Regions from separate parts of the Homo sapiens genome. Here region 2 is linked to region 1. A link is an interaction called in ENCODE POLR2A ChIA-PET data of the cell type or tissue named here. Cell type or tissue: Caco-2. All regions are shown on one strand. Each heading gives the region's core, and the rest is flanking DNA. Links, peaks and the distances in the headings are about the cores only. Region 1 holds the start of LOC124904517 (a long non-coding RNA gene). Region 2 has its middle 130 kb from the start of DUSP10.

Evidence for each region. ChIA-PET counts read pairs that join two places held together with the same protein. Peaks named below come from ENCODE experiments on the same cell type or tissue, not always from the same donor. Only the 100,000 strongest peaks of a DNase experiment are listed, where the experiment ranks them.
Region 2: POLR2A ChIA-PET joins it to region 1 with 7 read pairs; 2 of 35 experiments call an interaction of 5 or more read pairs at or near these places.

The regions. Positions count from the first base shown.
Region 1 is chr1:221,844,702-221,847,628 of GRCh38, reverse strand. It overlaps LOC124904517 (a long non-coding RNA gene), which reads right to left and starts at 1,700. Exons shown (of 3, transcript XR_007066885.1): 1 at 1,489-1,700. In Caco-2, for the core only: no CTCF peak of the experiment used is centred there; a DNase peak (open chromatin) is centred at 1,538.
Region 2 is chr1:221,615,346-221,618,272 of GRCh38, reverse strand. No RefSeq gene overlaps it. Among named protein-coding and RNA genes, the nearest start is that of DUSP10, 130 kb to the left of the region's middle. In Caco-2, for the core only: no CTCF peak of the experiment used is centred there; no DNase peak of the experiment used is centred there.

The DNA.
Region 1 (2,927 bases), core at 284-2,783:
TGTGAAATGTATAATGTAGTAGAAAGTTTGGAGAAATATTTTGAGTCTAGGCTCTCCCATTTGCAATTTCTGTGACAATTTACTTCAATTAATTATGTCCTAGCTTCTTCATCTAGGAAATGATGAGTTTGGAAAAGATTGGTGATTTCCATAGAAAAATATCTGTGAAGCCCTGGAGCTCACATTGGGCAAAGTTCTGGTCCCTCCCTATGGGTCTCAATAAGTAGAAAGGGACCTACTTTTATCTGTCTGGCATACTGGCTTTCAAATTCATTTTTTGTAAAGTATCTGCTAAGTTGTATTGAAGTACCACTGGACTAGATGATCACATTGTCACTCTGAGTTCTCACCTTCTTCAGAACTAAACTTTCACTCTAGAATGTTTAAGATTGTGAGACTCTTGGTTTGCTCCCTATATGCACCCTGAGAGAAGGCAGATTCATCCTTCCCTGGGTGCAGCTCCATCAAGGTCAGCTTGGGCATACTGGATGGTCTGGTCGCTGGAAGCCTTGAAGCTTAGCTTTCTGGTTGCTACCCTTGGTTCCTATATATCATGGTCAGGACCTAAAAACAGTCCTCAGGGGCTGAGTAACTTCAGCCTAATGCATGTGCACAAATGGCAGCAGAGTGGGCAACCACTGAGTTGTCTAGGAACCAAAGAAGCTGGAGGACCCATAGCCCTCCCCTCTCCCAGAAGGTAGCATCATTTACTTAGATACCAGTTCTAACGATACCACCTCCCTCCCTGGAAGGGAGGAAGAAGGCAGAGCTATCTGAAAGCCCAGCATTTGCCCACGGCTAAACATTCATTAAAGAGGCTGTATAAATGATTAGATGCAACTAGGCTTGAAATTGGTGGGGCTCTAAATTATTCCCCCACTCCAATCAGTCAGTGAACCCTCAGGAAAGAACCCATCATTTTTACAGACAAAACAAAGAGTGTGTCTCCTGTGTGTGCACATTTGAGTCATGTTGAGAATTAAATTTGTGAGCTCACTGTATTTAGAAACTGTTAGAGCATTTTGCTGACGACCATCTATTCTCTGGAGTTTGAAGGACTCCTTTGAGTTGTTCAGGCCTATGCTTCCTGTGTGTCTTCACCTCCATAGCAGAAAGCACTTTCTCTTGCTTTTTCCCACTCTAGGAGTGAGATTGATTTTCAGCATGTATGTTTTATTTGGGCCCCTAAAGGGTAACATTACCCGAGAGGCTCCTTTTGCATGGATGTCGTTGTGCCTCCCTTACGCATGTGTATTGGCTGCATGGGGGATTTGCTCACTCTGGCCTGTGAACAAGACAGCAATGGGTCATTCTCCTCCAAGCAACAGCACAAACTAGACTGAGCATGACGGGTCATTCTCCTTCTTTGGGAACTGGATGTCCTGCCAAGAGCGGAAGAGAGCTCCCCACACACAGGTATCCCACCACACTGTGCCTGGCTCCCTGCCCCCTCCCCTCACCTCTTCCCAAGAACATGTCCACAGTTACCTTGGTGCCAGCAGGGGCCTTGTTCTTCGACACAGCCACGGCGTTCCTCACAGGTTAATGCGATTGTAAACATTGAGTCACTGCCAGAGAGCTTAAATGCTGAAGGAACAGCGAGTGGTGAAAAGATGACCTCACAGCCTGTGGCTGCCAAGTGGAGGCATCAGACATTGCTTCTGGCAGGCAACACGGCAGAGACAAACGGTATAGAGGGGCTTTTGAACAATGATCTCCCCAAGAAAGAGCCACCCTCTCCTGTGTGCCCCAAATGGTTAGGCTGCAGGTGGTGGTCATCATGAAAGCCACAAGGGCCAGATCTCCACCCCAGGCAGGATGACTGCAGGGAGAACTGAATCCCCTCCTTGTCCCCTCTGAGTGTTTATACTTGGAGAGAAATTGCATTTGCTAAGTTGTGTTGCATTGGTGGGTGAGGGTGGGCAGGGAGCAAACTTTTGTAAAATGTACTCAGGGATTTCTTTGAAGTATCCTAAAGGACTGCCTTTAAAAAGATGCATGTGGTAAAACTAAATAAATAAATAAATAAAGAGGTAGTAAAAGATCTTGTCATGGAGTTTGCCTACTACCAGAGGAAGATAAAGCTTAGTGGTGATGTCTCTATTATTGTCTGTACAATTACAAAGCGATTACATTACACACTAGGTGCTCAACCTGTGTTATGATGAGTAGAGGGCAGTAGACAGAAAGGCGAGACAGGGAGTACAAAGGGATTTTTGCCTTCAAGGTGCTCAGAATCTATAATAGTTCCAGAGAAGTAACTAGCTCATAAACAACCAAGTAACATGGTACGGTTCTCATTATCACACAGGCTGAAAACCCAGGAAGTGTTCAAAAAGGATGTGGAGGGATAAGAGCTGGATTTCAAAGAATGGCTGGATGTATGTGTGTGTACATATGTACATGTGTGTACGTGTGTGTCTGTCTGTGTATGCATGGTGTGTAATGCTTTCAGTGTGAACATGGTTAGCTACTTAGGATTGCTGGGGACACTGGCTCTGACCGGCTACAATCTAGCATAAGTGGAAGAAAGTATAATAAACCAAATGTCATAAACAAAGTATAATTTAAAAGCTCTGTTTTTCAAATAAAGTTCTCCAATCAAAGTTTTGAAAGCAGAAATACTTTCTTCCCATAACCTCTAAGTGCTTTGTTTTTATTATTATACTTACCTGGTTTATGATGAAGGGAAGATTTCTGCATTTGGGTCATGTCTTACATATTAGTAACTATAGCTTGGGCTTTTTTTTCCTGCAACCGGACTTAGAAAAAAATAAACAGGGGGAAAATATATACATCTGCTGGTTGGGAGGTTTTTCTCTTTCTTCTCCTTCTTCCTGAGCCCCAGGCTTCTCTCTCTACTCTCTCTTCCTCTGGAGGAGTTAGTGTGCAATTTAAAAAATCATCTGAACTACCTTCCTTTCTTC
Region 2 (2,927 bases), core at 170-2,669, 230 kb after region 1:
AACAGAATCCTTGTCATAATGAGAGAAAACAAATTTAAACTTATAATTATTTACTCAGAAAAATTATCTTTCAAAAACAATTGCAAAATAAAAATGGATTCTGACACACAACAGATAAGATTATCACTAACAAATCCCCAATTAAGAGATTTTTAAAGGTGCACTTCAAGAAGAAGAAAAATGATTTTAAGAAGAGCTAAGATGCAGAAAAGAAATGTTAAGAAAAATGGTAATAGATTGGTAAATGTAAAGATTAACTGTAAAATAAACTATTTTGTGGGTTGAAAAATCATCTTAGTTCTAAAATTATAGACAGTAATAAATCTAGAGGAAGTAGCAAATGGAATTAATGAATTGCCATGTCCTTGTAGTTTTATGAGAGGATAAGGGTATTGATTGATTTTATATTTATTTCAATATGTTAAAATTATTCCAGGAGTACTATTAAAATAACAGAAATAGAGTATGTACCTTCCAAACCAGCAGAGGATTAGGAGTGGAATGAGAAAACAATAATCCCAACCCAAGCAATGCAAAAGAAGGTAAGAATAGAAGGTAAATTAAAAACAAAACAAAACAACAACAAGAGAAAAAAGAATAAATAGAAAATACAAACTAAGATAATATTAATTGAAACCAGGAGTTCAAGACCAGCCTGGGCAACAAAGTGAGACCATGTCCCAGTAAAAAGTAATAATAATAAAAATAAATAAATATAAACATATCAGGAATAGTAATCAATTTATATGGTCTGAACTCCACATTAAAAGCCAAAAATTATTATAGCAAAAACAAAAACAAGCTGGGTGCAATGGCACACACCTGTAGTTGCAGCTACTTGGAAGGCTGAGGTGAGAGGCTCCTTTGAGCCCAGGATTGCAAGGCTATTCCAGGCAACATAGTGAAATCTTGTCTTTAGAAAACAAACAAACAAACAAAAACAAAACTGAGCTAAAAAGATTTTTTAAATCCTGATATATGCTGTTAACAAGGAACAAGGAAATGCATAAACCCTAAGAACACAGAAAGATTGAATATAAAATGATGAGAAAAGATATGTCAGGTAAATTTTAACTTAAGTAAGCTTGGATGGCAAAACTAACATTGGAAAAATTAGACTTTGAGGCAAAAGGCATTATAAAGCAAAACATAAAGAGGGTAATATATACCTAATAAGAAAGCATAAAGTGTATAGAAAAATATAAAAATTTATAAACTATATATTTGCTAAGATAGTTTAAATATATGTAAAACAAAGATTGTCAAAAGTACAAAGAGAAATTGAAAAATCCACATTATAGTAGAGAATTTACAAATCTTTAATATCTTTCTCCGTAACTGTTAGATGAGAGAGAAATAAATCAGCAAATGTATAAAGATTCAAGAAATTCAATTATCAAAGTTGATCTAATGGGCACATATAGAATATATACTAAACAAATGGAAAATAAATAATCTCTTTAAACATCCCCAGCACATTTACCAAATGTGGCCACTTAAAGTCTCAACACATTTCATTTAACCTGCTTAAGCTATACTGCTTTTCTGTCCCTAAATTAAAATAGGAATTTATAAGAAACTTACCACACCCCAACTTTGCAAATTAAAAAACACATATCATAAAAATGCATGTGTCCAAATTGTTTTGAAAAGTCACTGAAATTAGAAAATACATACCAAGACAAACAAAAAATAGATTAAAAAATTGCCTAATATGAGAAAAGTGGTTGGTTGAATAAAATGTACTGCTTTAAATACATATATTTGAAAAGGAGAGACTCTGCAAATTAACTAAATAAGCATTTAACTTTAGAAGTTAGAAAAAGAATAAACTCAAAGAAAATAAAAAGAAGAAATTAATACTTAAAAAATTGAAATATAAAATAAACATGCAATGGAGATCTACAAACCAATAACTTGCTTGCTCTAAAGAAGAACAGTATGATAATTCTGTGGAAAGACTGATCATGAAACAGAGAAGGTGCAGCTAAATAATATTAGGAATCAAAAAGTAGGACGCAGCTTTGGATGGAGGAGAAATTAACATAACAAAATGTGAACCAACTTGTATCAACACATTTTAAAACTTAGATAAGATAATTTCTAAAAAAATATGATTTGTCAAAGTATGCAATAAAACAATTGGAAAGCCTAATTGTACTATGACAGTTAATAAATGTTACTGGTAATAAAAAACCTACTCACAAAAAAATAAAGCCCAGAGGATTTACAGACATCTTCTACTAATGTTTACTGAACAGCTATTTCCAAATCTTACATAAAGTTTCTTAGAATACAGAAAAATAAGAAACACTTCTTAAATTATTTTATGTGGCCATTATAATTTAGAGATTACATCAAACAAGTAGTAGGGAAAAGACCATTGATAAGGCAATCTCACACAGAGTTATGTATCTTAAATACTTGCAAACCATGTCTGGAAATATGTAAATATATCATTATCTGGGAATGTAGAGTTGATTTGAGATTAGAAAATCAATTATTATTGTATTAAGGCTGTTCTCACAGTGCTATAAAGAAATACCTGAGACTAGGTGATTTATAAGAAAATCAGTTTAACTGGCTTATGGTTCTGCAGGCTGTACAGGAAGCATGGTGCCATCTGCTTCTAGGGAGGCCTCAGAGAGCTTTTACTCATGATGGAAGGCAATGCAAGAGCAGACACTTCATATGACAAGAGCAAGAGCATGAAGGGGGAGCTACACACTTTTAAGTGACCATATCTCACTCACTTTTGGGAGGACAGTATCAAGAGGGATGGAGCTAAGCCATTCATGAGAAACCTGCCTCCACGATCCAGTCACCTCCCAGCAGGTCCCACCTCCAACACTGGGGATTACATTTAAATATGAGATTTGGGTGAGGACACACATCCAACTATATCAATTATCATCCATCGCATTTAC